Linked DNA regions of Homo sapiens: region 2 is linked to region 1. A link is an interaction called in ENCODE POLR2A ChIA-PET data of the cell type or tissue named here. Cell type or tissue: Panc1. All regions are shown on one strand. Links, peaks and the distances in the headings refer to the core of each region. The heading gives the core; the rest is flanking DNA.

What was found. Peaks named below come from ENCODE experiments on the same cell type or tissue, not always from the same donor. Only the 100,000 strongest peaks of a DNase experiment are listed, where the experiment ranks them.
Region 2: POLR2A ChIA-PET joins it to region 1 with 14 read pairs; 2 of 35 experiments call an interaction of 5 or more read pairs at or near these places.

Annotation. Positions count from the first base shown.
Region 1 is chr21:35,342,367-35,348,111 of GRCh38, reverse strand. No RefSeq gene overlaps it. Among named protein-coding and RNA genes, the nearest start is that of RUNX1, 300 kb to the right of the region's middle. In Panc1, for the core only: no CTCF peak of the experiment used is centred there; no DNase peak of the experiment used is centred there.
Region 2 is chr21:34,879,632-34,885,376 of GRCh38, reverse strand. It overlaps RUNX1 (RUNX family transcription factor 1), which reads left to right. Exons shown (of 9, transcript NM_001754.5): 5 at 4,664-4,820. It overlaps RUNX1-AS1 (RUNX1 antisense RNA 1), which reads right to left. Exons shown (of 2, transcript NR_186614.1): 2 at 325-1,894. Among named protein-coding and RNA genes, the nearest start is that of RUNX1-AS1, 46 kb to the right of the region's middle. RefSeq lists a silencer at 2,405-2,454. In Panc1, for the core only: no CTCF peak of the experiment used is centred there; a DNase peak (open chromatin) is centred at 3,376; H3K4me3 peaks cover 3,417 bases; H3K27ac peaks cover 4,392 bases.

The sequences.
Region 1 (5,745 bases), core at 511-5,510:
ATATTTTTACATCTAAATTTTAGGGAAGAGGTAAGGGATCATTGTGGTCTATAAAGTGCTTATCTGGTGATCGGGAGGCTACTATATTTTTAAAATGTGAGAGGTAGCATATGTGCATTTTTGATGCAATCGGTACAAATGTATTTCAGAGATTAGCTAAAATCCCATTTTCTTGACTGAGGGCATTCCTCGATCATTGCCAGGCAATTTAGAAGATGAATCATAGAAAAAAGCCTAAATGAACACATTTTAGTTTATCGTAGTCAATCAAGATTTATTGTTCAATTTGACTTTTTCAACCGACATGAGTGTGAGATGAAATTTCATTTGGATGCTTTCATTTATCTGGCATTCTTCTAGGTGTTTAGGATGCATCAGAAAACAAAACATAGATCCCTTCCCTCATAGAGCTTGCATTCTAGCAGGAGATAGAAATTAAACATTCATTATCACTGAATGCATCATACTGAAGTTGCTAAATGCTATGAACAAGAGAAGATCAGGATAAGGAGGGTTTGGGTTTCTGGGGGGTGAGGGACAAGTTGCAGTATTACACAGAAAGATCAGGTGAAGCCTTACAGAGATGACAAAGAGAGTGGAATAATAGACATTGGGGACTCAGAAAGGTGAGGGGCTGAGAGGGGGGTGAGGGATGATAAGTTACTCAATGGGTACAATGGACATTTATTGTACACTCTTTAGGGGATGGCTACACAGAAAGCCCAGACTTCTCCACTAAGCAATATATCCATGAACTAACCTTCACTGTACCCCCTAAATCTATGCAAATTTAATAAAGATGAAATTGGAGCAAACACTTGAAGGGGTGAAGTAGTTGGCCAAGAGAGCATCAGAGAAGAGCATTCCAAGATGAGGGGACACCCCAGCACCCAGGAGCTTGGCTGGACTGCACAGGCTCAACTGGTGTCCAGTGGGAGAGAGGACAGAGAAGGTTGTAGAGGAAATGAGGGACTCTCTATAAACTTTGACTGCTATTCTGTGTAAAAAGAACCACCAAAGGATCTGGGCAGAAGAGTGACATGAACCGACATAAGTGATCAACACTGTAGCTGATGTGTTGGGAATAGACCGTGAGGAGCCAAATTAGAGGCAGGGAGAACTTTTTGGGGGCTCATGCTCATCAGGGAGAGACCTTGTTGGCTCAGACCATGGCTGGAGCAGGAGGTGGTGAGAGGTGGTTGGATTGTGGTTATCTTTTGAAGACAGCGCCAAGAAGAATGCAGGAAGTTGAAGAAAAGAGTCAAAGATGACTCCAAGAGTTTTAGCCTGATTAAGCTGAAAAATGTCATTCATTCAGCTGATACCTAAGGAAATGGCGGCTCTGAATCAGCCACAATGCTCTTTTCAAATAATGTGACAAATCACCTTCCAAAGATTCCTCTTCCAAAGGACTATCTGTTTGGGAGAGGACTATCTTCCTCTTCCAAAGAACTATCTAATCCAAAGAATTCACAGTGAACTATGAACAGTTAGATACCTCCAACAAAACACAGGTAATAAAGTTCTAGCCTGACTTTCTGTCTTCCCATGTTGATTACTTCATAAATGTTTTTTGAAGGTTATCATTTACATGGTTGACCATGAAATATTTTTGAATGAGCCAGATAGCAAGTTTGGTGCCACATTTCAAATTCAGTTTGTTTGGGTGGACAGCATCTTATTAAAATAACATTTTGTAGCTTATTCCCATGTGCATGTAGCTGTTGCTTCACATGCAAGCAGCTAACTACTGATGTATGTAGTTTTGTTACAGCTGGTGCTAAAAGAAGACATATTCAATGAATTATTTTTTAAGATTTGAATATTTTATAGTGCTGATTGGGCAGTAACTGTAGAAAAAGAAAAGAATATGAAAAGGCTGCTGTGTACTGTTATTAATCCTAGAGAGTGGCTCTTTAATATAGTCCAGATCACAAAATGTCCTCATGAGATAAGAATGTATAGCCAGAAGGGGCTCCATAAATCAGAGAGCTCAACTTCCAGCATTCAACTGATGAGGAAAACAAGGCACTAGATGTTAAGTAGCTAAGCCAAGAGTGCCCAGCTGGTTAAGAGATAGAGGTACCCAGACTCAAACCAGGGTGAATGAGCTCCTGGTTGGTCTGGGCTCCTCTTTCAGGACTCAACAGGATGCCTAGAAAGCATGAAGACCAGGATTCCTGGAGCAGTGAGACCCATCAGAAGAGCCCCTGTCAGTTTTGCATGGACTCTCCTCCTCTCAGCATCTGCCTCTTTTCCCACTTCAGGCCATTTCACCTCCAAGCACCTTACCCTTTGTGATACTGAGGTCTGCCATCAAGATTCTGTCACCCAGCCCAGCCTCCCCCATCAATGCTCAGACTTGGACCCTGGAAGGCTCTGCTTTCCCACCCTCCTCCTCGTTCACTGATGCCTCAATCAGCTTCAAGCGACGGGAAAATGGCAAAGGACCAGCCACTCATTTTAGGACTGCCGCTCCATACAGGATTTGGGATGCAACCTCCATACCTAGCAGATAATTGGGCTGCGGCCACCTACGGAGTCATTTCACCAGTGACAACTGCCCACTGTGTGACTACCAGTGATATGATTCATCTGGTTTTAAATCTTCTGCTGAGGTCTCCCGCCCCTTGCCAGATCACAGAAGTGGGTTCTTGGCAAGGACTCAGTTACAGCAGAGGAGCCAGTGCCCACAGCCCCAAGCGGCCCTGGTTCATGGGTCTTCTGCGGGGTTCCATGCTCTCCTGTGTCTCTTCTTCATGTTGTTACAATGTCACCAAAGAGTTTGTCCAAGGTAACCTTAAAGAAACTGTAATTTCTTGTCGTGAAAAGAGCACTGGGCAAGAAGTTAAGGGATCAGAGTTCTGGAGAGCAGGAATCATAAGCCTTGCCCTTGGACTTGCCTTACAGAGTTGCCGTGAGCAACGAACAGGTGATTAACATGAGGACGGGCTCTTTGCAGGTGATGGACAGGATTACAGCAAAGCTATGCTGCCTCTCACTTGAGGAGATAATTCCAGTGAGGGGCCAGAAGTTTTCATTTCTTTTCTCATTTATTCAACACTTAGTAAATAGTTTTCCGATGCTTATGGCAAGCAGAATTTCAATACGGCTCCCACGATTTCTGCCTGCTGGTGTGTGGCCCAGCACATATCTAGCCGCTCCTGTCAAGGGATTCTGTAGATGTAATTCAGGTCTCAGATCAGCTGCTGGGATCTTCCTCATGAGAGAGATTCACAGCGTGACAGACATTCAACATGAGGGAGACTTCTTGATTGCTTGTTTTAGAAATGGAGGGGGCTGTGTAGTAAGGAATGTGGGTGGCCTCTACAGGCTGAGGGTGGCCCACAGCGGACAACAAGAAAGGCAGTGGGAATGTCCGTCCTACAGCCTCAAAGAAATGAATTCTGACAACACCCTGAATAAGTGTGAAAACAGATTTTCCCCCAGTCTCCAGAGGAAAACCCAGTTGGCTAACACCTTAATGTCAGCCTCCTGAGACACTATGGAGAACCCAGTCACAGACTTCTAATCTACAGAGCTGTGAACAGATAAAGGGATTGTTTAAAGCTGCTGAGTGTGTGGAAGCGTGCTACAGAGCAATAGAAAACTAGCAAAATGCTTCTAAAGGCAAGAGCCATGATACCTAGAGTCTTGCATCTTCCTAGAGTTGTGAACACAGGGGCCTTGTAGGTTCTCAAATAATAATGAATCAGGCGAAGGCATTACATGGGTTTCCCAAAGCAGGTACAGGTTTAGGCTTCTCTGATTCCCTGTTATATCATCACACCTCTCTCAAGGCTTATAGAAGGTACTGGTGACAGGGCTTGATGTTTTCAAGCGTCTTTTTGGCTGTGCAGAATCCAATGGAGGCACTCAGGGGCGCTTTGGTCCCTGAACTTGAACTGCTTGTGAATTGCCCTGGTCAGCTGGCCATCAGTGCTAGAACATGAACTTGATTTCTAATCTAATGAGCTTCCTGCTTGTCTGCACTTTCTTCCTATTGACTTCTTAGTTCTATGAAGTTCAGCCATCAGGGGTGTAGGTTTATATGTCTGTGTTTGTTTTCTTTGAGCAAACATATTTTCTTTCTTTTCTCCTTAGGCTATTGGGTTATGTTTTTCCCCAGTCTACATAGTATCAGAAATTATAGTTAGGGCTATTATTATTCTGCTACTCTATTTTTATACAACTTTATAAGACTTTTTTTCTTCTTTTTTAATAAGTGCGGTTACATGAAAGCATCTGAGTAAACTTACTTTAATTTCCTCTCATCGTTACGGTCCTCTTGAACATTTTCTCTTGTTTCTTGCCATTCCTCACTTGCTGTGTTCACTTTATTGATTTATTAAAGTATTCCTTGAGTGTTTTTGAACTTGAAAGGAAAAAGGAACCAGTTAAAGAATGGGGGATCCACCTGGTTCCTCTGAAACTTGAAACAAGTGAGGACGGTGCATTTAGAAGTTTTCCAGTTTGTCATATTGAAATTGCCTGAGCGACACCAACACCACTTGCCCTCCTTTTCTGACAACATGAGCACCTACCTCTTTGTCAGGCATGCTGGCTAGGACATAAGATCCTCAGTTTCCCCACCTAAGAAAAGACGCAACAATTATGCCTGTCTCATAGTCGTATCAGTATTACACCTGTTTATTGTGATGGGGATCAGAAGATGCCACTCTAAACTATGCCACTTTGGCATAAAGATTATTTGGGGCTAAAGGCAGTTGAGAATCAGCAGGTGCAGGAAGAGTTCCTCAACCCACCATTAACAGCCTAAAGACAAGGCATACAGTTTTAGTTTCTCTTTGAGGAGGACCTCACCTCCTACACAAGGAGGGAAGAGTGACTCTTTTCATTGAAGAAAGGGAGTTGATGCCAACATGTGTTTGCACAAGCGACCTTACTAAAATAACCCTTATCTTCCCTGAGTCACTGGATTTCCTAGTCACTTCCCCACTATTTATCATACCTTGAGACCCAAACTCTTTTCCCTTTGTTGAACGGCTGTATAAGCCCCTGAGTCTGCTTCTTTGAGTTTCACTCTTTTTCTGGGAACTCTTGTGCATGTAAATATCAAGAAAAATTGTGTACCCTTCCCCCTGTTAATCTATCTTTTGTTAGTTTAATTCACAGGCTCTCAGTTACCAAACTTAAGAGAATAGAGGAAACGTTTTTTCTCCCTGATAATGGATTAAAAAAAAAAAATCTTAGCCCCATATCTGGCATATGACTGGATAAATGTTAGGTATTACATTATTACTTTTCCATCTCAATTCCTTCCAGTTTTTTCAGAAATGGACTACTCACCTGTCTTCTTCACTCAGCTTCATCTATCCTGCAAACCCTGCATTTCAAGGGGAAGCTTGGCCACCCCCAGTTCTGGAGGAACTGGTTTGTGCCTCTCTTGTCACTGATTGCATTTGCATAGCGCTTCACCTCAACACGGCTTAATCATATCTTTCTTACTGAACTACACATTTTTGAGGACAAGAAACCTGTCCAAAACATATATCTCCCCTTACATCTAACTCAGAAACTAACACGTAATAAGGAAACAAGTGGGGACTTCCTCTTTTACCTTCCTCTGTTCTAGTGTCTTACCTTCTTTTTGGAAATGTAACATATTCGTCATCTAAAATGAATTTCTGACTTGCCTTCTTCATCATTCACTTTTCAGAATTGAAATGGATACTTATTTTAGTTCCTGTTTTTTAGTGGAAAATTCCATTTTTGGTAAAAATC
Region 2 (5,745 bases), core at 549-5,548, 460 kb after region 1:
CTTTTAAATCATTCTAACCCTTTGCCTAAATGGACTCAGCGATGACTCTTTAGGGCACCCGCATTGAGAGGGGACCCAACAGGGTTGGGCCATGGGGTCACTATCAGATAAAGAGCAGAGGCAAGACGGGCTGATAACCACCAAAGGCCATTAAAACCTGGCTGCCCCAATGCACTAGGGCTCTAAGAGATTTGTGGCTTCCTTTTGGGGGGGAAATCAGGGTCTCTTCTGAACTCCCTCCTCTGCCAGGGAACCCACACTCAAATATATTAAAAGACTAAATGATTAATAAATAATCTTCAGGAATTGGAGCAATTCAGAGTCTCAAGCCATTACATGAAAGTATTTATTTTCTTCTAAAAAATGAAAAATTATACATATTGCTTTTATGAGCTGTCAGAATTCTTTCTAGCAGAAACCATAATAACCATAGAGTTTCCTTTTTAAAATGACTTTTGGCAATTCACTTAAAAACAATTAATTTGTTTTATTGAGTGATAATCTATAGGCTACTAAAAATCCAAATACAGAGCTCTTGAAAAAAGTTCAAGCAGATCCCCTGAGAACATTTAGGGGAAAGGAAAGGATAGCAGAGAAATCAGACCATTTGATTATTGTCTGTCACCACCCCAATCCTCATAAAAAGAGGCTTCTTCCTGGAGGAGACCTGCTCACTGCATAACTAGAAGAGTAGACAAAATGTTCAGTGAGACAGTAAACGTGAAGGGATAAAATGTTAGGGATAAAAGCAAGCAAAACATCAAAACCTGCCTACATCCCGGGCTCATTTAGTGTGTGTCCCTGGCTTCACTCTATCTGCCCACCCAACCACCTCACAAGCAGCTTCAACAGAAATTATTACTTTAAAATTTGGATCTTAAATAAGCCGCAGGCAATCTCCCTAGGAAGTTAACCAGTAAATAATTATTATATTCCCTATGGTAAAGAGAAGCAAATGTGAAACAATGATAAGGCCTGATGATATTGATGAAAAGATCACTGAAGGCCTTCTTAGGAATCTCCTGAAGTTCTGTAGGTAAATCCTCTACGTCAATCTTCTGAACTAAAGAGAGATTTAAAATTATGAATTTTCTTTAAAATAGATTACAATAACCCTACTTGCTTATTTTGAGCCCCAACCTGTTCTCCCCCTACTCCTTCCCTCCCATGGAACACCTTTATTTTTTACAGTATGAGAGATACATGTTTTTTACTACTAAGAAAACCTTAAGTTTGCTGTGTGTTTTGCTGTACTTACAGAATTAGCCTAAAAAGCTGTTTTGATGACTTAGGATGTATTTGGTAATACCATGGTGTTATAGCTTGTTCAGGCCCTGGTACACCAGAGTCCAAAGACGTAAACGTGCCTTCAGCAGGGAAGTTCGGAGGTCTTGGATTCTGATGGTAATATTCTTTTCATAAAAAGGAAATAAGTAATATTTTTGTCGGCAAGATCACAGTCCCTAGCTATGCCTTAAATATCATCTCAGCTGAATTCTGTGTTCCACTCCACAGCCTTCTTTGCAACACTGGAAGGTTAACGGATTTGAAGTAAATGAATTGTAACTGTAATTTCAACCTAATTAGAATTGGTTTAAAATGCCAGTTTGGACCGTGAACAGGCTAGCCAAGAACAGTATTGGGAGGTCCATGTAATATAGAAGAGAGTTGATATTTGGCCCAACTTCCTGATACTTTAAAAACAGAGAAGTAAAACAAAATATGAGATATCTTTGGCCAGCAAGTCCCTTCTTGCCTGTTTGGTCTGTGTTAAAATGTAAATGTTTGTGTTTCCTTACCTATTGTTTATAGCTTTTCATTCCAGTTGTTTCTTTTTTCTGTTTGAAGTTAGATATTTTTACATTCTCTCCATATTGCCCATCAGTGACAAAACCTGTATCAAATTAGCACGCATGTTAGTTTTGAATTAAAAAGAAACTTTTTAAACCTGGCTTAAGTATGCTTGTTAACAATTGGACGATATACAGTATTAATGAATTGCCCTGGATTTACTAGTTCCCCTTTACCCACCCGCCTCCACCAAAAAAAAACCCTCAGAGATCAATACAAGGCCAAGTGAATGATATGTAGGTGCCCAAATATGGTTGATTCTGCTGCATTTAAAAAAAAAGAGGAGTGGGAGTTAAACTTCTAATTTTTTTCTTCTTAAGTTCCAACATCAACAGCCTTTTCTTATTTAGCCTCCATGATAATTTTATTCTATGTTTGTTTCGACTTGGCGAAGGTCTCCTGAATTTGCCAAATTACCAATGAGGATAGTATTGGAAAGATGAGAGAGGCACAGGCTTGGAGCACTGTGAGGGGAACAGCAGTAGGAGGCAGATAATTCAGAATACATTCCTGTAGTTATAAAAGAAGATTTATTTATTTTCACCTTTTTACAGATCCAGACCCAACAATGAGTTATTCAGTTTGAAACCCACGTAGTGGAGGCAGTCTCTGTATACCTGCTGAATGTTGAGTTACAATAGAGAAGCCTGGGTTACCACAGGGAGAGGAGGATGAGGAAGTAAAAATATGTGTTCAAAGAGGGCATTTCAACACTGTGAGCTAACTTTACAACGGGAAGTGAAAATCATGAAAAAAAGGGGAAAATTTGTTGTGAGAGACTAAAAAGAGCAAAATAAAGCAAGCCCATTTTTCGGGAATAGAAAAAAAAAAAAAACAGTAGCAATAACCAAATAACTGATCAGGGAGATTTATTTCCGTGATATCTTTTTAAAACAAAAAGGGAATTGTCGTATCACTGCTCTTAATTAAATGGCAACAAACACACTTATAATGGGAACTAAATAGCTAATTAGAGGGTGCTTGGGGAATAAATAGCAGAGTTTTAAAATCTCCTATATGGAAAACATGTCCAACAATTGGAATGAAAGGATTAAAAAGAGAGAAAAGGCCCAGACCTTGTTTGGCAGTGCAAGTTGGATAAAATAGAGGAAAATGCCTCCCTGCTTCTATGAGACTAGATTATCCTGGTGTAGTCTTGGGGTTGGAAGTATGTTCATCTCTCATAGTGAGTTAGTTCGTGTTCTGTGCCACAAGGACTGAAGCAGTTCTAATGAATAAAAACAATAGATAGTCATCTGGAGGCCACAGGGAAAGGGTGATGGCTAAGCAGATCATGAAAATGGGAATCTTGAGAAACATGACTTCGATATCATACAAGTGAGTCTATGGCAGCCTTTTTTACATATAGAAAAAGAGGCCTGAAAATATATACTACAAAAAATTATGTAGCAGTTATTAAGGTAAAAATTGGGAAGTAGGAGGCAGAGGAAGGAGTGATAACACTAGATTAAGGAATGCTTTACTGTTACCAATTCAAAAACAGCAACCAAAAATGATGATGTAATTGGAATGAGTAATATAAATGTCACTACTGACTTTACCGTAAAGAATGTCAGAAATGATCAGAATAAATACAGCTTGGGGCATTTCGATTTGAAGTTGTATGACTGCTTTGAAAAATAGAAACAAAGGAAATACAGCCAATAGTAAATGTCTAGACCAAGAAAATAGTTTCTAGAAGGCCTAAATGATAGCCAAGAAATTGATGCTATTGTACAAAGTATCTTTAGGTCATGCTTTTCAGAGTATTTTACTTTGGAATTCATTTTCTTAATTACCTGAGTATAAAAACATTTATCTACCAGTTTTCTCCAATAGCCCTGATAAGACTTCATACTTACTCAGTTACATTAAATAAATTCCTGGTCAAGATCAGCTGGGCTAGCAGAAAACCTCAGGCATCTGTGAGGACATGAGTTTACACACGCTGAGACTCACAGATACAAAAATGCAACCCAATTCCACCCCTGAATTGAGGGGAGTGCATAGAAGTGAATGTCCCGTCTTTCTGAGGTCTGTTGATTTTGTAATTAGTAAACGAAGGGTGCATTTCTGATTTTTTTTTCTTGTGTGCTAGAATTCATTGCTAGTAAAACTCAAGATAATAGCGATGAGTAGGAGGTATCAAAGATGAACTGTAGAGGGACAGTTTAAGTTACTTAAGAATCGTCAGCAAGATGAAATCTACTTTTAGCAGAAATTGGGTTTTTTTGTGTTTTTTTGTTTTGTTTTATTTTCTAAAAGTAAAGTCTGCACCTTGTTCAGCCTGTTAGTGGAGGTCTGAGCAAGTAAAAGATGGGTTGGATTATAAACTTACAAACACAGGATGTTCTGTTTCTCAAACGGGAGAAATTAAGAAGAGATGCTTGTATTCAGGAGACGGCATAGCTACTCAAAATCCTTGATATCTTGCTATGGTTAGTCTTGTTCCAACTGTGCTATGTGACCTACTATGGCTTTATGAGGTAAATTTAGTATATGTGTCACTATTTGAAAATTTACATATAGTTATACATAATGTATTAGGTTGGTGCAAATGTAACTGCAGTTTTTGGAGTTAAAAATTGCAAACACTGCAATTACTTTTGCACCAACCTAAAATATAATAAAAAAGTGTCTTCTCTTTATAACTTTTCTGTTGTTTTGCTTAAGTTATCATTGCTATTCCTCTGCAACCTAAAAAGAAATCATTGAATATACATTTAATTTTAGAATAATCACTACACAAATGCCCTAAAAGTGTATGTATAACATCCCTGATGTCTGCATTTGTCCTTTGACTGGTGTTTAGGTGGTGGCCCTAGGGGATGTTCCAGATGGCACTCTGGTCACTGTGATGGCTGGCAATGATGAAAACTACTCGGCTGAGCTGAGAAATGCTACCGCAGCCATGAAGAACCAGGTTGCAAGATTTAATGACCTCAGGTTTGTCGGTCGAAGTGGAAGAGGTACGTTATCTGTCAAAACTATGCTTGAAACACGTTTCATGGCAACAAACCCACATTTCAAAATTCTAGTGATTTCTGTGATGGAATCCCTAGAAACTCGGTCTGTCTTAACATTCTTATTGCTATGTCAAGCTCTTAAAAATATTTATTTGAAGTTTAATATTTTTAGCAGAATCTCTATATTATTGCTTTATGTTACTGAGTGGATTTAAGACTGATTTGGAACATGCAACGTAGGAATTGTGAATTTCAAAGAAACGCCTGAGATTTTTACTAAAATGCAAAAAATATAAAACTGACTTTAATGAAACTAGGATTATACAATTACAATGAGGATTCTCTCTTGGATAACAATACAAAAGCTATTTAATGGAAACTGTTGACGTATGATCTGTGGGCTATCTGTGAAAAGTGACAGAGTTTCGAATGACCACTTCTAATAATTTTAGGGATTTCTAGTGTATGATGTTGAAACATGGTTTCAAGCAAGCTTACCTTTTTAGAAAAAGACATGAAGAAATAATGTTAGTACCATTGATGGCAGTATGATCTTCCTGTTGTATTTCTTTTCAATGCCTTATTTAGGAGGAGGGGTTGGGCCTGGTTAGCATTTTAGATACTAATAATATTAGAGATTGGATTATCCAAGAAATTGTTGCATTACTTCAGCTCCATGTGTGATTTTATTTTTCCTTGCCTTTAACTCATTATCAAAGCATTAGAGCAGAAATAGGAATCTTGGCTTATTGTAATTTTTTCTGGTTTCCAATTATTTTCAAGTATTATGTTTTCTTTACATTGTAAGAACCAAATCATATTTTATAAATAGCAACAAGTAGTAAAAGTTTAGTTGAGGGAGGTAAGATAGTTTTTTAAACTCATTTTTTGTAATATAGTACCGATTAAGCTTACAAATAAGTTATTT